2 separate regions of the Homo sapiens genome follow, and region 1 is linked to region 2. Evidence: read pairs that join two places in POLR2A ChIA-PET (ENCODE). Cell type or tissue: Panc1. All regions are shown on one strand. Links, peaks and the distances in the headings refer to the core of each region. The heading gives the core; the rest is flanking DNA. Region 1 overlaps LINC00862 (long intergenic non-protein coding RNA 862). Region 2 overlaps NR5A2 (nuclear receptor subfamily 5 group A member 2).

What was found. ChIA-PET counts read pairs that join two places held together with the same protein. Peaks named below come from ENCODE experiments on the same cell type or tissue, not always from the same donor. Only the 100,000 strongest peaks of a DNase experiment are listed, where the experiment ranks them.
Region 1: POLR2A ChIA-PET joins it to region 2 with 6 read pairs; 2 of 35 experiments call an interaction of 5 or more read pairs at or near these places.

Annotation. Positions count from the first base shown.
Region 1 is chr1:200,351,096-200,362,983 of GRCh38, reverse strand. All of the region lies in intron 4 of LINC00862 (long intergenic non-protein coding RNA 862), which reads left to right. Among named protein-coding and RNA genes, the nearest start is that of LINC00862, 17 kb to the left of the region's middle. RefSeq lists enhancers at 7,100-7,599, 9,409-9,909, 9,910-10,410. In Panc1, for the core only: no CTCF peak of the experiment used is centred there; no DNase peak of the experiment used is centred there.
Region 2 is chr1:200,078,588-200,090,475 of GRCh38, reverse strand. All of the region lies in intron 5 of NR5A2 (nuclear receptor subfamily 5 group A member 2), which reads right to left. Among named protein-coding and RNA genes, the nearest start is that of NR5A2, 57 kb to the right of the region's middle. RefSeq lists enhancers at 8,306-8,991, 8,992-9,678. In Panc1, for the core only: no CTCF peak of the experiment used is centred there; no DNase peak of the experiment used is centred there; H3K27ac peaks cover 2,011 bases.

The DNA.
Region 1 (11,888 bases), core at 1,835-9,834, 270 kb before region 2:
GGAAGAAGGGACAGAAGGGCTGCAAATAATCACCCGGGAGCCCAGTGAGACTCAGAGAAAGATTCTAACCTAAAATACTCTTCTGCTGTCAGCTATTCTGTAATTAACATCCACAGATGAAAACATGAAGTGTATTAAAAATCCTTTGTGTTTTTTTTCAATTTTGACTGATGGACATAATATAATGACTTGATAATTAAAAAAAAAGAAAGAAAGAAAACCCACAAAACCCAACAACCCAAAATTCTAAACTAACTGCTTTTCATCATTCTACTCCCTGATTAGACATGGAATTGGGCTCGTTACTACGGGTAGAACAATGGCCTGTGTTGGGCAGGACAAGGGCATGGAAGCTCTCCAGCAAGCAGCACAGTGGGACAGCACAGGCTTCTAGCAGGCATGGTTTCAGTCTCAATTGTTTACAAGCCTTGGGATCTGGAACAATTGATTTGAGCCCTACAACATTAGAATGGTTCCTTTTCTCAGGGCCTAATATGGGGTCAGAGAAGGCACTCAGCAAGGAGGGTTTTTTCAGAGGCCCAGGAAGAACTAGTTCAGAGGCCGAGCCTCCTGGGAGAACACGTAGATGAGTGGGGTCAGGTGCCTGTGTCTGAGATCTAGCTCAGGTCAGGGCAGTTTTCATTGAGAAGGTGACATTTGAACAAAGATTTGAAGTTGCTGAGTGAGTTAGCCATGTGGGAATCTCAATAGAAGAGATTTCCAAGCAGAGGAAACAACTAAGGAGAAACAGGAAATTGCCTTCTGGCAAGATGTAGGAACAGCAAGGAAGTAAGTGTGGCTGAAACAGAGTGAGTGAGGGGTAAAGTAGTTGAAAGTGAGGTCGGGGAGTAAGAGAGTCAGACTGGCCAGCATCATTTTAAGGACTCTGAGTTTTAACTATGAGAGGAACATGGAGCCATTGCAAAGTTCTGAGCAGAGGAGGACATGTGACTGAGAGTTTAAAAAGATGGCTCTAAGCCAGGTGCAATGGCTCATGCCTGTAATCCCAGCACTCTGGGAGGCCGAGGCAGGAGGATCACTTGAGGCCAGGAGTTTGAGACCAGCCTGGACAACATAGCCTGACCTCATCTCCACTAAAAAAGAAATAAAGCTGGGTATGCTGGTTGCGTACCTGTAGTCCCAGCTACTCAGGAGGCTGAGGTGGGAGGATCACTTGAGCCTGGGAAGTTGAGGGTGCACTGAGTCATGATCATGCCACTGTACTCCAGCCTGGGCAACAGAGCAAGACCCTGTCTCAAAAACAACAGCAACAACAAAAATCTAAAACGATTGCTCTGATTGCTATATTCAGAATAGACTGGGTTTGAAGCAGAAAGACCAGTTAGGAGCCATTGAGTAATCCAGACAAGAGATGATGATGGGTCTGACCAGGGTTCATAACAGTATGAGGGTGAGAAGTGGGCAGATTCTGGATCTATGTTGAAGGTAAAACCAACAGGATTTATCCCTGGGTTGGATATGGAATGTGAGTGGAAAAGAGAACGTGAGGATTTATTCCAGGGCTTATGGCATGAGCAACTGGAAGGATGGCATTGCCAATACCTGGGGTGGCAAGGATATGCAGAGGAAACAGATTTGGGGGGAACACCAAGGGTTCATTTTTGCCCATGTTGAGTGTGAGATGTCCACTTGATATCCAAGTGGAGATCAAATGGAGGAGAGAAAGGGGTCTGGTCTGGTGATACGCTTTTAGAAATTACCAGTATATAAATATTTAAAGCCCAGAGACAAAGAGATCATAAAGGGAGTACTGACAGAGAAGAGAAGGGATCAGCAGACTGAGCTTTGAGGTGCTACAATAACTGAGAGTTCTAGAAAAAGAGGAGGGAGCCCCAGAGGGGACTTGAAATGGAGCAACAAATGAGGCTGTCTTGAAGATGGCATTCACCAGGCAGAGAGTAGGGAAAGAATTCTAGGTGAGGGGAAGGGTGGGTACCCAGACTCAGAGGTACAAAAGCCTGATCTGGGAGAGGGACGGGGAAGATAGTAAGTGGTGTGGTATGGGGAAGAGTAGAGTAGAGGCTGCAAGATGGGCTTCTTTGACATGTAAGGGACTTGGACCTTCAATGGAAGACTTTGGGAGTTAATTTCTTGATAATTATGAGGAAGTTGATGGCAGCTAAGACTCATTGACGTATTATTCTAACTTATTATTCTAGCATGTGTCAAGCACTGTGCTAAGCAAATTACATACATTATCTCACTTAATCTTTACACCTACCCTTTAAGAAAGATAGTAGTATTATCCTCTGCAGATGAAGAAATGGGCTCAGGGGGTCAAAGTTATCAGTGAGTAAACTGCCTTTAACCCAGGTAGTTCCATTCCAGAGTCCATCCTTTTAACCACTAACCTGTCCTGTCTCCTTGAGGTCTGGCACTTCTTAACCAGGTCTCAGAGGGTCAGCCTGAGAGCATGTGTCATTTCCCCATAGAGGACCTGACTTCACTGTTTCTCAGATGAGGTGCTTTACCTGCAAAGGGTTAAGGTAGATTCTGGGCACCAGTGAAGGAGTTCAAGTGGAGGAGCAACTTGACAGGATTTGCTTGTGTAGGATGTTGATCTGGCAGCAGTGTGGTGAACAGAGTGCATGAGGGTGCCTGCTAGTAAGGGAGATCTATTTGGGGAAGATTAGCTCAATGTGAGACCTATTGAGGGGCCTGAGGGCTGATGAAGCAGTGTGCTTCAGGCTGCAGGGTCAGGGTCTTAGTAAGAGATGAGCTAGATTTGAGAGTCACGTGGCTGCAAATAGAATCAGTGGTTCTGAGGGAGGGAAGCAATTTTCAGATATTCACTGTCCATATATACACACTTTTCTCAAATGGATCCCTTAGAGAACAGGGAAAATGCACACCTCTTGCACTTCCATCATCTTCCTATGGTGTGTTTGGGAAGGTAAAAAAAAACCTCCGGGACCCAAACCTAGGTCCAATTTCAAATATAATGCATGTAGGAGAATGTGAATGACTCAGGGCCAGTGACACTTCCTTTTACAAGTCAGATGAGTCTGGCTGTTCGCTTTCAACATACTTGAAGGGAGACCTAAACACACACACACACACACACACACACACACACACAGACACACACACTCTTTAGAGATAGGGTCTTACCATGTTGCCCAGGCTGGAGTGCAGTGGCTGTTCACAGGTGTGATCATAGTACACTACAGCCTGGAACTTCAAGTGGTCCTCCCACCTCAGCCTCAAAGGGTGTGGGATTACAGTTGCACACCACTGTGCCTGGCTGAACATAAGGATAGATTACAACGTGATTTGGGGCTATGACTTTCAAGGATTTCAAAGATTTGAGTGACATTGCTGTAGCTAAAATACTTCCATTCTTTTATTTATTTAAAAATAATTTCTCAGTTATTGTATCTATAAAAAGAACAGTAGTGATATAATTATACCAATGGTTTCATTATAATAATAAGTCATCCACAAACCCATTAACTAATAATAGGAAAATAAACCCAGTTCATCGCATTAATCTCATTAAAGAATGTATTTCCAATAAAACTTTATATTGAATGATTGTCAAAGTTTATAATATACTTATGATGTTTTGATTAATTGTGTACTATGAATAACTGGAATTTACTACTACTTAATCCAGAGGAATTTTTCTTTGTCTACCTAGAGGATTATGGTCACAATTTTTTTTTTCTATTTTAAATCTTAATTTATGTCCATAGTTTTGTGGATGAGATCTATGAATGGGTTATTAATAAAAGGTTTTTGTTTGTTTGTTTGTTTGGTTTTTTTTTGAGACAGAGTCTCACTCTGTCATCCAGGCTGGAGTACAGCAGCGTGATCTCAGCTCACTGCAACCTCCAACTTCCAGGTTCAAGCGATTCTTGTGCCTCAGCTTCCCGAGTAGCTGGGATTACAGATGCTCGCCACCATGCCCAGCTAATTTTTGTATTTTTAGTAGAGATGGGGTTTTCCCATGTTGGCCAGGCTGGTCTTGAACTCCTGACCTCAGGTCATCCGCTGGCCTCAGTTTCCCAAAGTGCTGAGATTACAGGCATGGGCCACTGTCCCTGGCCAATAAAAGCTTTTGAAGCATAAAAACAAATTTCATTTATAATTGGTGGGTAAAACAAAAACTTGCATCCAAATGTTTGTAGCAGCCTTATTCATAATAACCAAAAAGTGGAAACAATTCAAATGTCCACCAGCTGATGAATGGATAAACAAAATGTGGCATATCCATACAATTGAATATTATTGGACAGTAAAAGGAATGAGTACTGATTCATTCCACAACATGGATGAACCTTGAAATATTATGCTAAGTAAAAGAAGCCAGTCACAAAAGATTACATATTATATGATTCCATTTGTATGAAATGTTCAGAATAGGCAAATTTATGGAGACAGAAAGTAGATCAGTGGTTGTTTAGGGCTGTAGTAGGGGAGGGGACAATGAGGAATGAGTGCTAATGGGTACTAGGTTTATTTTTGGGGTGATGAAGATGTCTTAAGGCTGATTGTACCAACGATTGCAGCTGTAAATATGCTGAAAACCATTAAGTTGCATTCTTTAAATGGATAAATTATATGGTATATGTTTTGTTTTGTTTTGTCTTGTTTTTGAGACAGAGTCTCACTCTATCACCCAGGTTGGAGTGCAGTGGCGCAGTCTCAGCTCACTGCAACCTCTGTCTCCTGGGTTCAAGTGATTCTCCTGCCTCAGCCTCCCCAGTAGCTGGGATAACAGGTGCACACCACCATGCCTGGCTAATGTTTTGTATTTTTAGTAGAGATGGGGTTTCATCATGCTGGCCAGACTGGTCTCGAACTCCTGACCTCATGATCCACCCACCTCAGCCTCCCACAGTGCTGAGATTACAGGCATGAGACACTGTGCACAGCCAGTATGTGTTTTATATCTCAATAAGGCTGTTAAAATATCTGTGGGAGGTTGGGCACAGTGGCTTATGCCTGTAATCCCAGCACTTTTTTTTTTTTTTGAGATGGAGTCCCGTTTTGTCGCACAGGCTGGAGTGCAGTGGCGTGATCCCGGCTTACTGCAACCTCCGCCTCCCGGGTTCAAGCGATTCTCCTGCCTCAGCCTCCCAAGTAGCTGGGACTACAGAAGTGCGCCACCATGCCTGGCTAATTTTTTGTATTTTTAGTAGAGACGGGGTTTCACTGTGTTAGCCAGGATGGTCTCGATCTCTTGACCTCGTGATCCGCCTGCCTCGGCCTCCCAAAGTGCTGGGATTACAGGTGTGAGCCACCATACCCAGCCTAATCCCAGCAGTTTGGGAGGCCGAGGCAGGAGGATCACTTGAGGCCAGGAGTTCAAAACAAGCTTGGGCAACATAGTGAGAACCCAGTCTCTACAAAAGAAAAAGTAAAAAGTTAGCTGGATGTGGTGGCCCATACCTGTAGCCTCAGCTACCTGAGAGTCTGAGGCAGAGAATCTTTTGAGCCCAGGAGTTTGAAGCCACGTGAGCTACCATTGCACCACTGCACTCCAGCCTGAGCAACAAAACAAGACCTGGTCTCCCCCAACCTCCTCCCCCACCAGAATTCTGTGGAGTAAGTGAATGAAAACAGAAGTTAAAGCAGATATAAGAATGATACAATATTCTGACTATAAAAGAAGATCTTGTACATTTACAAAACACTATCAATTCATTGCAACCATTTAAATTTGGGATTATAGCTACTTGGGAGGCTGAGGCAGTTGGATTGCTTGAGTTCAGAAGTTTGAGACTACAGTGAGCCATAATCGCCCCACTGCACTCTAGCTTGGATGAAGAGTGAGCCCCGTCAAGTAAATAAATAATAAAATAAATAAATAAATAATTTGGATGTCAAATCAGAAATTGCATAGGAGGGCCGGGCTCACGCCTGTAATCCCAGCACTTTGGGTGGCCCAGGTGGGCAGATCATGAGGTCAGGAGATCAAGACCAGTCTTGCCAACAAGGTGAAACCCTGTCTCTACTAAAATACAAAAAATTAGTCGAGCGTGGTGGTGCACACCTGTAGTCCCAGCTACTCGGAAGGCCGAGGCAGGGGAATCGCTTGAACCCGGGAAGTGGAGGTTGCATGAGCCAAGATCGCGCCACTGCACTCCAGCCTGGTGACAGGGGGACACTCTGTCTCAAAACAAACAAACAAACAAAAAGAAATTGCATAGGAATATGTAGTTTTGTTTTTGTGGGGTTTTCTGTTTTGTTTTGTTTTTTTGAGACAGGATCTCGCTCTGTCACTCAGGCTGGAGAGTAGTGGTGTGATCCCGGCTCACTGCAGCCTCCACCTCCTGGGTTCAAGCGATTCTCCCACCTCAGCCTCCTGGGTGTCTGGGACCACAGGCCTACTGCCACAAAACCGCCTGCCTCGGCCTCCCAAAGTGCTGGGATTACAAGCGTGAGCCACCGTGCGCAGCCCTGTAGTTTTTATTTTAGGAGATTCTTAAGCAAAAAAGCCTGAAGCCCAGAGAATTAAATCTCTTAAAGAGAATGGCTAGATTAAATGAGAAAAGAGGACTAAAGAAGGAAAATTTCAGACTAGCCGATGTGGCAAAACCCTGTCTCTACAAAAAATCCAAAAATTAGCTGGGCATGGTGGTGTGTACCTGTAGTCTCAGGTATGCAGGAGCTGAGGCAGGAGGATCACTTTGACCTAGTCTCATTTAAAAACAACAAAAACAAAACAAAAACAAAAAGGAAAGAGAGAAAATTAGGAATACTAGCATCTAAAGAAAATGCAGGAGAAATGGAGAAGTAGGACTAGAACCACAGAAGGACTGTTTACAGCTGGAGGGTAGTGTCAAGCATCCCTCAGGATTGTGGAAGCTCAGGACTCAAAATCATCTGTGATTGGCAATTATGAAGTCTTTGACTTTGGCACCACCCATTTCAGTGAATTAATTGCAGTCCAGCACAGAGACTGATGGCTGGGAACAGGAGTTCAGAGAGGTTAGAGGCGAGAATCAGAGGGAGGAAGTGAAGACATCAACTGTGAACTACTTTCTTGAGAAGTTAGAACAGAAATAATACGGCAGTAGTTTGGTAACTTTTGGGAGAAGTGGTGTAAAGGTAGTTGTTACTACTTTGAAAACGAGATTGATTTGAACATAAACCAAAGGTAAAAAGCTGGTGAGTGAGAGAGAGGAGGGATGCTCATTTCTGTTGTATGCAAAATGTTCTGCAAATCAGCTAGCCTTGGCTGTGACCCCTGGGAAGCCAGAGGGGATGCCATCCCCCTTACTTCAGAATTGTGGCCTTTCTCTTCTGGTGAGCTAGGAATTTTATTCAGTACTTCTCGGGAATTTTACAAACTCTTATCTAGGCAGTGAGCCACTATCTTGATACTCAGTTTCCAAAACCGCTTGTTTCTACAGAGCTCATTTCCAATGTTGCCAATGTTTAGTGCTACAACAGGGATGGGGGTGTGGATGGACCAACAGGCTAGCTCAACATTCTTTTGAATTTGGGTTAAGTGACTGATTTAGGGTAAGAGTGGCTCCCAGGGCCAGGCGCGGTGGCTCACGCCTGTAATCCCAGCACTTTGGGAGGCCGAGGCGGGCGGATCACAAGGTCAGAAGATCGAAACCATCCTGGCTAACATGGTGAAACCCCGTCTCTACTAAAAATACAAAAAATTAGCCGGGTATGGTGGCGGGCGCCTGTTGTCCCAGCTACTCGGGAGGCTGAGGCAGGAGAATGGAGTGAACCCGGGAGGCGGAGCTTGTAGTGAGCCGAGATCGCGCCAGTGCATTCCAGCCTGGGCTACAGAGTGAGACTCCGTCTCAAAAAAAAAAAAAAAAAAAAAAAAAAAAGAGTGGCTCCCGAATTTCTTGGGTAGGAGTAAAAAAGATTTTACGGTATTTTTTTTTCTCACCTTAGTTCTTTAGAATTATGCTGGAAGGAACCAATTCACCTCAAATACCAAGGAAATGGGTGTGATGTAGTAGGCAGAGGAGTAGCCTTTTCCATACTGCCAGCAGAATGGAGACAGACCTGGGCTCGCACACACCACCCGGACCCAGGAGTGGGTGGTTCAATGTGTACTGTTAAGACTAAAGAAGGTTGGCCAGGCGTGATGGCTCATGCATGTAATCCCAACATTTTGGGAGGCCAATGCGGGCGGATCACTCGAGCGCAGGAGTTTGAGACCAGCCTGTGCAACATGGCGAAACTCCATCTCTACAAAAAATACAGAAAAGCTGGGTGTGTTGGCACGCACCTGTAGTCCCAGCTGCTCTGGAGGCTGAGTTGGGAGAATCACCTGAGCTCAGGAGGTTGAGGCTGTGTGAGCCATGGTTGCACCACTGCACTCCAGCCTGGGCGACAGAGACCCTGTCTCAATTAAAATAAAAAAGAAGGTCATGTGAAAGCTCACTGTGAACAGGACTTTTTTTTCTCTGTAGGTGCTTCATTGTTACTTCAGTTTACTTGAACTCATTTCATTGTTTTCACACTGTTATGAAATGCTCTCAACAATAACTGCAACAACAAATAGAGAAGAAAGGAAGTATTTAGTAATATCAAGAGAGGGCCGTGGTTAGCATGAGACATCTTGCGTTATTCACCACTGCAATGAGAAGAAAAAGACTGAGCAAAGGGAATTTCATCCATTTCTCAAGGATTTAGAGAGCTACATGCTCCATTTGAAGGTCACATTGTACATGGTGAGGTCACATTAAGGGAATTGACTTCCTCCTCTAAATCCCCCTGATCTTTATATATTTCTTTCCATGGTTTTATGCTAATACTTTGAAGAACTGAAGAATGTTATGAGGTGGCCAGGGAATGCTATGGTTCCAGGTAAATGTATTTTCAAGGTCTTTGGCAGTCGGTAAACCATTTTCCAGGACACACTTTGGTGTAAGCATACTAGTAGTAATAGTAACAAGTATTAGCAGGAAAAACTATCTTAGTTTTTTGAATTTATACTTAATATTGTTATTGTTCTTACCTTGTTTTATAGCTGAGATATTAAGTTCCCTGCTGTGTGCTGAGGGCATTGAGAACCCAAAGATAAAGAGGACACAGCCCCTCTAAAAACCTTTCTAGGGCCCTGTGGCTCCTTGTCCTTGGGTGGAATTCAGGGGCCCTGTGAACTTTTATAGGAAAAGATTACAGTTTTATCACCCTCTAACTGCAATACAGTATTTCCTTCAGTTATCAATGGTAATGACAAGCCACAGGAGTGACAGCTATTCCCATTTATACATATCACTACTTTGAAATAATGGTAGTCATTTGATTTACCACTAGATCAATAACAAGGCACATATGGTATGACAGCCAATAAATGTTTGAATAGTTTGATAACTGTATTTCATAATTAGTTTTCTGCATATGCCTATGTCTATTTTACCATATTTTGAGAAGGCTTTAGGAGGCACAAAAAAAGGTTAAGAACCCCTTTCTGTTTACTATCTCATGAGGAAGGCTAGAAGCTTCAACAGATAAAATCAGTACAAAGTGGTGAGTGGCAGCTAGAAACATGCTCAGGAGCTGTGGAGCACAGGCTTGAGCAGAGATTCAGGGAAGGCTGATGGAGAAGATTCCTGAGCTGCATCTGGAATGAAGAAGAAACAGAAGCAGGAAAAGGTCATTCCCAGGAGAGAACAGAACAGATCTTAGGGCAGGAAATGGCCTATGTGGAAGGCGGGTACTGACAGTCAGAGCTTGCTTACTGTGCTAAGTCTTGGGGGCTCAAGAATGAATGAGGGACCTCCTAGGTGGTCAGTGTGCTCACTGTTCAGAACAATGTTTATGGGGACAGGGTGGAGAGGGGTATAGTTTGAAAAAGGAAATTTTTTTTTTGGACACGGAGTCTCACTCTGTCTCCCAGGCTGGAGTGCAATGGCATGATCTCGGCTCACTGCAATGTCTGCCTCCCAGGTTCAAGCGATTCTCCTGCCTCAGCCTCTCGAGTAGCTGGGATTACAGGTGTCCACCACCATGCCCGGCTAATTTTTGTATTTTTAGTAGAGATGGGGTTTCACCATGTTGGCCAGGCTGGTCTCAAACTCCCAACCTTAGGTGATCCGCTCGCCTTGGCCTCCCAAAGTGCTGGGATTACAGGCATGAGCCACTGTGCCTGGCCGCCTTTCTAGAATTTTATATGAGTGGAATCATACACCATGTGCTCTTCTCTTTGGTCTGGCTTCTTTCACATGGCATAATGCATTTGAGATTTGTTCATGCTGTTGCAAATCAACAGTTCATTCCCAATTTTTTTGCCAAGCAGTATTTATTATAGAATTATATACTCTGAAAAGGGGAAAAAAACCAACCTTTGTTTTCATAAAACAAAATTTTAAAAAGGAGTGAGATTTTTAATGCTTATCAAATGGGAATATGAGTTAAAAATTGTTGAGAAATGCTGCTCCAGCATGTGGTCAGAGAGCATTCCAGCCCAAGATTTTCTTATGTCAATGCTAAATTTGAGCACATTTGGAAGTATTTTAGACCTGAAAGAAGGCAGGACATCAAAACAACCACTAGAGCCGAGTGGGCCTTTGTAACCACAGACTCTCTGACGAAAAGATTTGTAAAGACTCTGCCTAATGAAGAGTTCAAAAAGCATTTTGTGTGTCATCTGTTTTCCTTACAGTCTCCTTACTTGGTAGATAAGGGGCAAGAATTATTTTCCATGTTGCATAAATAGGAAATGAGGTATAGCGAGTTTGAGATACTTATTACCCAAGATCCCAGGGAGTCAGAGGCAGACTGAGGACTGCAAAAGATCCCTCCTGGTCCACAATCTTAGCCTTGCCAGTAGGCTGGGCTGAAAGCTTTAAAAAAAAATACAGTAATTTCACTTTCACTTTTGTTCTTGTTTGGGTTGTGATACAATCTTTAATTTGAAAGAATGAAGGGTTTTCTTTTCCTTCTTTGTTTTTAAAACTTTCCCCTCTCTTCTTGGTAAACACCAACATGTGTGTTGACTCTATCCAGTTGAACTCAACAACCTAATGCCTGTTTTGTGCCAGGCTCTTTTCCAGGCACTAAGGAGGCACTGATCTGGACAAATCCTGGAGGTTACTGTGAAGCAGGAAGGACAAAATGACCAAATGAGAATTAAATTACTTTTTTAGGGTCGTGGAAGATTTGAAAATCTGGGGAAACATATGTGTCCTCTTTCCCCCAAAAAATGCACATAGTGTGTACACACACACACACACACACACACACACACGTGTGTGTGTGCGCTTGGGCTCACATGATTTTGCAATGATTTTAGCGTGTTTAGAGACCCCCCAGAACTTGTGTGTAGGATTGGCCTTTGGATGAGTATTTTTGGCATAGAATGAAATAGTAATGCCTTGAAGGCAGCACAAAGCCATAGTCACTGAATAGAGAGAAAGATTCAGAGGATCCTGTGAGATGGGTGGGGCTGTTAGTGTTTTGATAGACACGTGTACTGAGTTGGGAGGGTACTAATTTCTGGAAGGCAATATTCCAGGCAGAGGGCACATCTGAGAAAGGTAGGAGGGGAGGGAAGCAGAAAAATGCAAAGCAATCTGAGAAACCCAGTTTGGCTGGAGGATAGATTATATGAAGAGCAATCTTCAGAAACACCCATAGAAAGGTAGGCAGGGGTCATATTGTGAGTGATACTGAGTAAGCAAGGTGAGTAGTCTTCTTTTTATTCTCCCCAGTAAAATATTCTGCAGTTCCTTTTATTTTTAATTAGATGGCAAAACCCCATCTCTATCAAAAAACACAAAAATTAGCCGGGCTTGGTGGTGCATGCCTGTAGTCCCAGCTACTTGGGAGGCTGAGGCAAGAGGATCACTTGAGAGTGAGCTGTGATCATGCCACTGCACTCCAGCATGGCTGACACAGCAAGATGCTGTCTCAAAAATATGTATATATTATATACAGTTTTC
Region 2 (11,888 bases), core at 2,252-10,251:
CCCTCCACTTGTCAGGAGTGTGCAGAGGCTACAGGATGTAATGACATCATCACTCTGGTGACAAATGGAATGTGTATTTGTGGATGCTTGATTTGTAACCATATCTCTGTTTTTAACTCCCAATACATTATATAAACTAAAGGTCTCCATAGTCCTCATTTTCAGAAGTGCAAAGCGTCCTGAGACCAAAAGGTGTGGGAACTACTGCTTTAAATCAACACAAGTCATTTGCATATAATCATAAATGAATTTCTGACAAGTTAAAAATTTTGTGGTGTAACTACCAAATTCAAAACTCTGTGCTAGAGTTTGTGAGAGGAAACAGTGACAAGAAAGAGGTTGGAAAGAGTTGAGGGGGTAGACATATAACTAACAGAAACCAGGCTAGGAGTGAGTGTGCAATTGCGATCATCTTACATCCCATCCCAGATTTTGCCAGATAGTCCCCATTTCAAATAGTCCCCATTTCAAATAGTCCCCATGTCAAATACGTCCAGGCCTACATTTAGACTAGTCAAATCAATGGCTTTGAGTTTGGCAGGTGAGACGAGATGGAGAGGAAGACAGTGATGATGAGATACCTGGTTGAGGAATTCTAATTTTTTCTGCATATGCAATAGAAAGTTGTGAGTGATATGATCAAACCAGACAACCCAGGATAATAACTGCAGAGAATGTGTTGTTTGACAGTGCAAGAAAGAAACAGGGCCAGGTGCAGTGGCTCACGCCTGTAATCCCAGCACTTTGGGAGGCTGAGGAGGATGGATCCCTTGAGCCCAGGAGTTCAAGACCAGCCTGGGCAACATGGCAAAACCCCATCTCTACTAAAAATACAAGAAGTAGCTGGGCTTGGTGGCACACGCCTATAGTCTCAGCTACTCAGGAGGCTGAGGCACAAGAGTAGCTTGAACCTGGGGGCGCAGGCTGCAGTGAGCCGAGGTGGTGCCACTGCACTCCATCCTGGGCGACAGAGTGTGATTCCTTCTCAAAAGAAAGAAAGAAAGTTGTACAAAGTTGCAGGCCAGGTGTGGTGGCTCATGCTTGTAATCCCAGCATTTTGGGAGGCTGAGGCGGATCACTTGAGGACAGGAGTTCGAGACCAGTCTGCCCAAAGTGGCGAAACCCAGTCTCTACTCGGGAGGCTGTAACATGAGAATCTCTTGAACTCAGGAGGTGGAGGTTGCAGTGAGCCGAGATGGTGCCACTGCACTCCAGCCTGGGTGACAGTGCAAGACTCTGTCTCAAAAAACAAAACAAACAAAACAAAACAAAACCCAAAGTTGCAGAACTAAATGAGGCTTATTGGAGGTGATGATCATTTATGTTTCAGCAAGCAATTCACGATGCTGCTGTGGAGTTTGCGAGAGAAAGTATGGCATAATTGTGTTTGTGGGAGAAATCACTAAGAATGTGTGGATGAGAAAGTAAGGAAACCAATAAGAGAAAACTAGAAAAAAATATTGTTTAAGATTGGGTAGAGGGAGAGGAGCTAGTGAAGAAACCTAGCAAGGTGCACTCAGAGAGGAGTACTGAGTAGTGACCAAGAAGTCTGGGCCAGAAGGAATTTCAAGGATGGCCAAGGATTAAAATGGGGAGAGAGGATGAGGGCTGAGAAGATGTGGCTAAGCTCCTTGATGATGTTTAAGATTCACAAGAGGCATTTCCCATGGAGAAGTGCAAATGCAGTGAGCTTGCTGCCCGGCTTTAGCACTGCAGTCCTACAGTATTGGCTGTGTTAACACCAAAAAGAAGAGGTGGAGAAAAGGGCAAAGGTGTCATGATGAGAAAAGGTAGGACGGTGACAGACAGGGAGACCCATGTAATGTGGTGTTCTATTTTCAGGAGGGGAGCTTTGCACATTCATGTGGACTGATGAGAGCCAGTGGAAGAGGAAAGATTTAAATAACAAGGGGCTGGGCGGTCAGGCATGGTGGCTCACGCCTGTAATCCCAGCACTTTGGGAGGCCGACGTGGGCAGATCACCTGAGGTCGGGAGTTCAAGACCAGCCTGAGCAACATGGAGAAACCCTGTCACTACTAAAAATACAAAATTAACTGGGCGTGGTGGCACATGCCTGTAATCCCAGCTACTCAGGAGGCGGAGGCAGGAGAATCACTTGAACCCGGGAGGTGGAGGTTGCAGTGAGCCAGGATCGCGCGACTGCACTCCAGCCTGGGCAACAAGAGCAAGTGGGATGAGATGGAGAGGAGTTTTTTATTGTTTCAATAAAAAAACAAAAACAAAAACAACAACAACAAAAAAAAACAAGGGGCTGGGCACCATGGCTCACGCCTCTAATGCCAACACTTTGGGAAACCAATGTGGGAGGACTGCTTGAGGCTAGGAGTTCAAGACCAGCCTGGGCCACACGTGAGACTCCATCTCTAATTACAATAAACAAACAAAATTAAAATGTTAGCAAGGGGCCGGGCATGGTGGTTCATACGTGTAATCCCAGCATTTTGTGAGGCCCAGGTGGGCAGATCACCTACGATCAGGAGTTCAAGACTGGCCTGGCCAACATGGTGAAACTCCATCTCTTCAAAAATATAAAAATTAGCTGAGCATGATGGTGGGTGCCTGTAGTCCCAGCTACTCAGGAGGCTGAGGTGGGAGAATTGCTTGAACCCAGGAGGCGGAGGTTGCAGTGATCCGAGATCACACCATTGCACTCCAGCCTGGGAGACAGAGCAAGACTCTATCTCAAAAAATATATAAAAATAAAAATAAAAAAAATAAAATGTGACTAAGGGATGAAAGAACAGATAAAAGGGAAATAAAGCCGGGCGCGGTGGCTCACTCCTGTAATCCCAGCACTTTGAGAGGCCGAGGCAGGCAGATCACGAGGTCAAGAGATCGCGACCATCCTAGCTAACACGGTGAAACTCTGTCTCTACTGAAAATACAAAAAAATTAGCCAGGTGTGGTGGTGCGTGCCTGTAGTCCCAGCTACTTAGGAGGCTGAGGCAGGAGAATGGCCTGAACCCAGGAGGCGGAGGTTGCAGTGAGCCAAGATCACACCACCGTACTCCAGCATGGGAGACAGAGTGAGACTCCGTCTCAAAAAAAAAGGGAAATAAAGTGGATGGAGAGTACAAGTAGGAGAATTACAAAAGAAGGGACCTGACAAACTCCATGAGGAAAGATGGCTATTGAACTGAAAGGACAAACTTAAACCTTTCTTGAGAATAAGCTTTAAGAGGAAGGGTGTGTGTGTGTGTGTGTGTGTGTGTTGGTGAAGAAGGGTGTATGTGTTGAAGGGAGAGGGACATTTGTGGATGTATGAATATTGGAAGAGGAAGAGTATGCATGGGCTGCAACAAGGCAGATAAAGGTCAAAGCTGAAAGGCAGAAACCACCTGAACAAAGACCCTTCAGCTACTTTAGAAACTAAAATTTGTCTACCCGATATTGTCCCCAATTTTTTATTTTTATTTTTGAGGAGTCTCATTCTATATCCCAGGCTGGAGTGCAGTGGCACCATCTCGGCTCATGGCAACCTCCACCTCCCAGGTTCAAGTGATTTTCCTGCCTCAGCCTCCTGAGTAGCTGGGATTACAGGCATGTGTCACCATTCCCAGCTAATTTTTGTATTTTTAGTAGAGAAGGGGTTTCACCATGTAGGTCAGGCTAGTCTTGAACTCCGTACCTCAGTTGATCTAGCCGCCTTGGCCGCCCAAAGTGCTGGAATTAGAGGCGTGAGCCACCTTGCCCGGCCTTGTCCCCAATTTTAGCACAGGTCAGGATTGCAGAGAAAAAGAGGACTCACATTTGTTGAGATTTTACTCTCCTTAGGGAACTTCTATCACTGCACTCAACATATCGTAGTCTATTAGCTGAGTCTTTTATTTCTAAAAAAGTTTCCAGAAGTCAGGCCGGCGCAATGGCTCATGCCTGCAATCCCAGCACTTTGGAGTGCTGAGGTGGGAGGATCACCTGAGGTTGGCAGTTCAAGACCAGCCTGACCAACATGGAGAAACCCCGTCTCTAATAAAAATACAAAATTAGCTGGGTATGGTGGCGCATGCCTGTAATCCCAGCTACTCGGGAAGCTGAGGCAGGAGAATAGCTTGAACCCAGGAGGCAGAGGTTGCGGTGAGCTGAGATTGTGCCACTGCACTCCAGCCTGGGCAACAAGAGCAAAACTCCCTCTCAAAATAAAAAAAAAAAGTTTCCGGAACTCATTCTCTCCCCACCCTCTTACCTCTCCATTAATAATAGACTTAATTGTTTGGCATAAATAAGGCTTGTTTGACATAGTAATTAAAGGAAGGCAGAAAGTCTTAACAACAGTAAGTGAATCATACTGGACTCTGGGAGTTGGTCACATTTTCTCCACCCTAACTCAAACCAGTGTTTCAGCATCTTTTATCACGTAGTTAGCCTGATAATCTCCAAACGACTCACGAGTAAAAACACCACCCCCCATCTCACCACCCTCTATTCTAGAATGGACAGAGGTGACTATGGACCAAACAGCTCTTACATTAGGCGCAAAGAAAATGAGCACCACACAGACTTAAAACAATTGTCTCCTAGCATCCTATATAAGTATAGAGATATCAAATGCACATAGATCAACACATTTGTTAGTTTGAAGATAAATTGTGTCGGTCTTTTGCAGATGTTTCTTATCTACTGAGTTTCTGAAATGTAATTTTTGTTTTGGAAATGCTGAGATATATGTTCAGGAACAGCATTCGAACACATTCCCCACAAAAATCGCATTGGGATTCACAGTTTTGTACATGTGTATCCCCCTCTTTAAGGGTAGAGACCATTTCTTTCTTTCTTTTCTTTTTTTTTTTTTTTGAGATAGGTCTTCATTCTGTTGTGCTCTAGACACCATCTCTAATCCATCTCTCTGTATCCAGATATTCTAGCACACTGCACTCTACAAATATTTAATTTTTTAGATAACCACGTAAGTTATACATTACCCCTATTTTTAGAGAAGGACAGTGAAGTTACATGCTGAGCTTATGGGAAGCAAATGGAAGGGGATTTGAAGCCAAGTGTGACTCCAAGGCCTGCCTAATTTCCACATCAGGAGGCTTCTATGGTGATGATAAGAGGGAAGTAACTGTATAGCCAGTGCCTTGTGCCAAGCCCAAGTATTTGTTGAATCAATCAAATACAGCACCAGGGGCTTTTAAGCATCAATAAAGGAAGGAGGAAATTGACTTTTCTTGAATATATACTATCTACCAAGGACTTAATTTGTGTTAAGTCATTTAATCCCCAGTAAAATACCTGAAAGAGGTAATGCCATGTTTTACAGATGAGGACACAGAGCCTAAAACGAGCTAAGTAAATAATCTACAAGTAAAAAAGGGTACATACATGTCACTTCTGATCCTCCTCCTCCTATCTCCACTAGACGGAAGCATTAGTCCCCCACTGGCAGTAACCCACCCTGGAGCCTCCTGAGGGTAGAGCCCCGGATACTTCTGCCTGTCTTTCATCTTCAAGTTTCAACAAGTCATTTAATCTGGAAGAATCAGATCCGGTACAAACGGCTCACAATGCGGCACTATGATTGAGTTCTTAATGTATTAGACTGTAGCAGTATTCGACCATAGCATTATTTAGTGGCTGGAAAACCTGATCCTCCTTTGATAAATGTATTTGTTTTCCTGTTACATTTTGTATTTATGGATACAGTATGCTTTGATACCACATTTTTGTTATGCCAGAAATGTTTACTGTTCTTGTATTATCGAATCAATGAATTAGGGAGAGGTTACTACAAAGGGATTAATGCATTTTTAATGAAAATGCATGATAAAACTTGTTATTCATTACGAATAATGGCAGATCTATGAGATTTACATGGGTAAGAGCTTTGTGAGTTTATCTGAAAGCATACATAATGGGTCTCATTTAGCTGTAATATGGAAAATATTATTCTTAGAGATTCTAGTAAGTGTGAAAATCCATTGTTTATTCAGATGATTTACACCCTTCTCTGTGATCAGTTCACCTATATAAAGTTACTAACTATAAATCTACCTTTAAAAAACTATTATTTTTCCCTAAATCATTATTGTTCTTTTTTTCCCTTGATTCCAAGCTTCAGAAAGGAATACAATTAAGATAATCCCTGAGCATATGTGGGAAATGTACTTGAACTCACCATATGCCAGTTGGGAAAACTGGTATGATCTCCTGAAGGCTTAAACAGAAAGAGAGCAGAAACATTCCATTGCTAAGATTAGGCTAGCTTGCCAGATTATAAGTGCTTTTTAATTACATGAGTGCAATTGTCTTAAATAAATGCTCTTAGTCACTAAAATAGATATAAATATGATCCTCAAAAGCAGGGATTTTTGTCTATGCTCTTCATGTTGAATCTCTAAGTCCTATAATGTTACCTGGCATACGACTAATACTTGATAAGTATTTACTGAATGAAAGAAGGAATCTTAAGAATATCTGACCTACCCTATGGTATTTAAACTGTACTTTATTATTATTATTATTATTATTATTATTATTATTATTATTTTGAGATGGAGTTTCGCTCTTGTTGCCCAGGCTGGAATGCAATGGTGTAATCTCAGCTCACTGCAACCTCCACCTCCCAGGTTCAAGCGATTCTCCTGCCTCAGCCTCCCAAGTAGCTGGGATTACAGGCATGAGCCACCATGCCCGGCTAATGTTGTATTTTAGTAGAGACGGGGTTTCTCCATGTTTGTCATGCTGGTCTTGAACTCCCGGCCTCAGGTGATCCACCTGCCTCAGCCTCCCAAAGTGTTGGAGTTACAGGCATGAGCCACTGTGCCCAGCAATACTGTACATTGCTATACAATATTGCTGTACAATACTGTACAATACTGTATATATATATACTTCAACTGTGTAAATGTAAAGCAATCTGGAGAGTTCATATTGCTTAGTAGGTCTTTACGATACACACATGGCGAAGCCTTTCATTATCTAATGACAATGAGGAGGCTGTACAGGAATCCATAAAATGCATAAAAATTCTTATCTCACCATTTGAAATGGTTTTTAAAATGTACACATATATGTAATGTATGGATTACTTATTACTTGTGTGATAAGAACTTTAGAGGCAACATCAAATGAGCATTGTATTGAAAATTACTTGGACAGCAAATGATGACATTTGTTACTTAAGAAAAGCCAGTTGGAGTTAACTTTTTAGGATGAAATGAATTGATTTGAATTTCAGAAATAAATAAGCTGAGTATTATAAATTTTTCTTTAAATTATTTTTCTTCTTCTGTGACTACCACATTTGTAGGTAAACCCAGAAAAATAAAATTGCTTATACAATAATGACAGTGAAGTCTCAAAACTACTTTACATTGTTGATAGTTTGATATCTGTAACCCATTGTCTTGCTTAACCTTACTATTAGAAATATGAGTTCTGAAAAACTTCCATAGAAAAACTGTGACATTTTTATCTTTAAATAAAGATAAGTGTTATGATTTTTAAAAATCAGAATTTCAGTCCAAAATCTTCTAGACTGAAAAACTCAGAGACATATAGCCTTAGTTTCTTAGGGTATATGTTGGAAGGGTCATCTTAGTTCCAGAAAAAAAATTAAATGCTTTTCAGGTAGGTTGCATGCCTTTTTAGGTTAAAAACACTAATAAATATGTAAGACCTTTGTAGATGCACAGCAGGTGTTTTGAGGGCTTTACACTGAAAAGCTGACAACTAATTATAAAAGCCTGACTGGACTAATCAATTATTCAGATCAACATTAGATGCCTATTATATACAGAAACATGGGAATTATATCTCCCTTAATTAATATACTAAAATCATGAGTTTAAAACATTCTAATGTGAAATGTGAAGACATATAAGTCTTAATACTAAGACTCATTCCAAATAATAAGTATTTGTAATTTGTTGCCTCTCATTCAAGAATTAAATTCCTATTGACCCTACATTAGTCACACAAAAGACATTTTTTTCGGTTTGACTCATATGTTTGTAATTTGTTTTATATTCTTAAAATGAAAAACGTGAACCAAATAATTGATACAAAGTACTCTGTACAAAGACACCAATGGCCAGATGATGCAAAACACCTAATGTGATGTTCTTCTCATAACAGCAGCAACAAAATATATTTTTTGTTCTTCAAGGAACTTTTAGAATTGTATACAAAAATATGATCATAATTTTTAGAATGTAAACCTATTCATCTTTTAAATAGTGCATCTGTTTTATCCAAGTCTGTTTTAAGCATCTTTCCCCTAATCAGGAGATTTTTTCTAGAGTAATGAAAACAAAAATTTCCTCTTACAAACAAGCTTTTGGGAAGCAGTTGCCTGTCAAATAGATACTGCTTCTTCCCTCCAATGAGAATGCTGTCTCTGGCATTTGGGGTTGGTGTGGAGGGGAGGACGGGGTTGTAGCAAGTTCTTAAATAGATTCAAACCATACGAAAACCAGAAATAGATGCAACCAGACACCTGCTGACAAACAGTGACAAATCCCACTGACACTGCGGTGACCCCCTGTTAGCTGAGATTTAATTAAGGGGCATAATTAAGTCAGTAGAACAGAACACTAATGAGTGGTGTTTTTTTTTTAATATGGGTAATTACACGTAAAAATACAAAGTGTCAGGGAGACCTAAATATATCATTAAAATGAACAGTATAGAATAACAAACAGAGTGCTAAGTATGCCTCTTCTATTGCTGTTAAAAAAAAAAAAAAGGTAGACTATGTTTCAGGTTGAATAATACTCAGGCAAGTTTATGTTGGCTTCATGCTGGGAACATTTGTTATTCTAATTTTGCAACAATAAGCGACTATGTGTATTGAGATCCTGTTTTCAATGCAGATTCCATTGCCTTTGAAGTCTTTCTGCATTTAGCATTTTGTCCAACTGCAAATGAGCAATTAAGAGGCTGTTTGCAAGTATTTGGCTTCCTATGGATCAGCTTATGGAGGTGTCCATCTGAGCTGGGAGACTTTGACAGATGTGGAAGACAGGCGGGCATTATTTACTAATTCGGAATGAGCTTTCATTTTAACCAGTTATGTGGTATGCTTTGATTTGATCTCTGCTTTAGGCATTGATATAACCCACAGGACTGTGGTCTACTGACTGGGAAATACCACAGAGGAAGGGAAATAGGACTGAAATAAAGTTGGTAACTTTTCAAACATGAAAATGAGGCATTTAGGTCACAAGCTGAAATGACGAAAACAACTACATTTTATTCTGTGATTGAAAAGCATGCCTGTGTGGTTTGGGACCTGCCCTTCTGTTGGGAGTATTTTAGCTATGGTACCCTCAGCTGGTGGACTGAAGTCCTTGGCAGGCTTTTATCCATTTATCCAAGCAACAAGTGGAAAAACAGATTCTTTTGACGGCTAATGCTCCTCATTCAACTCAATGTAACTGGTGATTCTGAATCTTTCCTCTAAGAAAGTTATTAAATATCTTCTTGCAGGTACTAAACATGCCTCTCCAGTCTTCTTGCTTCTGGTCTAACCTCTACTTTGCAATATTCCAGAGGAAAAGAAAAGGACATCTGTGTAATCATTATTAACAGGGGCCAATGGCCAGATGCTGCATGTTTCTACTGAGGGCAATATGAATAGGGATTGTGATAAGGATCCCTTGTAAATATATGTGAAAAGTATTTGCAATTTGTTGCCTCTCATCCAAGAATGAAATTCCTATTGATACTCAGATATTATCTGATCATTTGTCCAATATTAACTTCTTGTAGTTAAATGCCAGTGTATCTGTGATGATAATGGAAAGTTTCTCCAGGTGAAGAATTTGTTTTTGACAAAGCTATTCGAGATAAAATGTCCACAAATAGGATTTTGATATTTCATACAGTGGTGTGAGAATTCACCAAACACAAGGGTAATGGAACACAAAAGAGCTGGAAAGAAAAATCGCCTTTTGTTTAGATAGTGAGTTTACAGAGCTCATTTTTCCTTAATGCTTGCCATAAAATAAGCATTCTCTCTCTGACAAAGCTAGTATCACAATTACCAGGAACTATAAAATCAAAGATTTTATATATATATATCTCAAACCAGAGTTAATAATTAAATTTCAAAATACTATAAATCAAAGCATATTAGAATCCAAATATTTTCATGAATATTAAGTCTATGAACATTAAGAGGCTGAGGCAAATGATTTTTGCAGTCTTAGACTCTATAGTACAACTTTGAGAGGCCACACAAGGTTAATTCGGGTGACTGGTTCCATTAATCTAGTGACCAGTTCTATTTGATTGTAACATTTGAGCCATTAGACATATTTCTTGGTAGCATTGCCTGATGGTTCTTGTTAGGCAAATTAATCATGGATCTCTGTGTAAAGCACCTTTTTCCAACTGTCTGTTCTCCTTCTTTCTCCAAATCACCTCAAACTTTTTGGAAATAATAAAGAAAAATAGAGTAAGCCATTTGCTAAAAGCCTGGGGAGTGCAAAACAGTAATAAAGTCAAAAGCTATTTGATAGTATCTAGCTTTTATGTAAGCAACTTTTTGAAACCCAAATGACTAAATTTTGGACTGAGCCTGTCTTCCCAAAATGACACATATGTTTGATTCCTAACATCCCTTTCACCATTTTTTTTTTTTATAACAAGGCCACCCTTATCAAGTCATGTATGAATGAACAGAAGTGTCTTTCATTCCCCACTTGCCTCACGGTTCAAAAGGAACTACTAAAATAGCAGCAAAAAAATCCAACAGCCTGCCAGTGGGCTTGCACCGGTCCCATTCCTAAAGGCATGCAAAAGGTTGGAGAGCTCAGCAAAATTTTTATGTATGGGAGCAGGCCCAAGGAAAACTCACACGCCATAACCAATTGTGGACAGAGGATCATCTATCAGCAGACAAATGCAGGAACTCCAGAATGTCTCTCCTCAAATGAAATAATATATCTTTGAAAGCCAATGCCCGTTTTAGGCCCCAGGCCCATATATCAAGCCTGAGAGGCTTGTGGAATCGCTCCAGGGCCATTAACCTTCCACCTGTTTCCCCTTGTCCTTCAGGATGAGACCCTGCCCTTGATTTTACTCCCTTCCCCTGTTCATCTTCCGACAGAGTGTAAATGTAAAGCAGCGGGCCTGTGAAATAATTCAAAGGCAATGGACCAGGGGCATGGTTACAAATCTCTGCCACTGGCACTGTGACTTATGCAGGCAGTTTGTCACACATGAGCCAGGTGACCTCAGTGACATAACAGAGAAAAATATCGCCAGAGATCAAAGATGGGATTCGGAGCACTCTAAGTAACTCTGCTCCATAGAGTGAGCAGGTTATATGGTATCCAAGGATTTCCCCTTATATCAATAACATTTGTTCTGGTGAAACAGAAAAGGTAGCCCAGAGACTCCCTAATTGAAATCATTTCTGTCAAGTAGAATTGGGGCCATTTCTGTAACATGAGGATTAGAATTTCTGTTTTCTTGATCATGCCTTATAGTTGCTATGAATGCCAGGAATAGGCAACATAAATCCATCTAATTCAACTTTAATACAGAGAAATTAATAGAAATTGAAAAACATAAAAGTGAGTCCATGAAGAATTTGTCAGCCTGAGTACTTAAAAGCTATTATTGTAAAGGTAAAAGGAAAGTTTTACTATCGCTTATAAATTTGCTAGGTCAAAGAAGTGGTTAAGTAAATTTTTTGAGGCTTACACTATTCATTAAAATGAATTTCACATGTTTATTATGTATTATGTATAACATTAAAGTAAGGTAGTAAATAAAGGATCTAATGAGAGCACATGCATGAAGTTACTTTAAAGAAGTCCAAGACATTCTCCAGATCATATTAGAACTTAAGAAAATGTAGAATGACCCATAAATGGCTAAAAAAAGTAGAGGGGTATATTGGAAGAAAATTAATAGT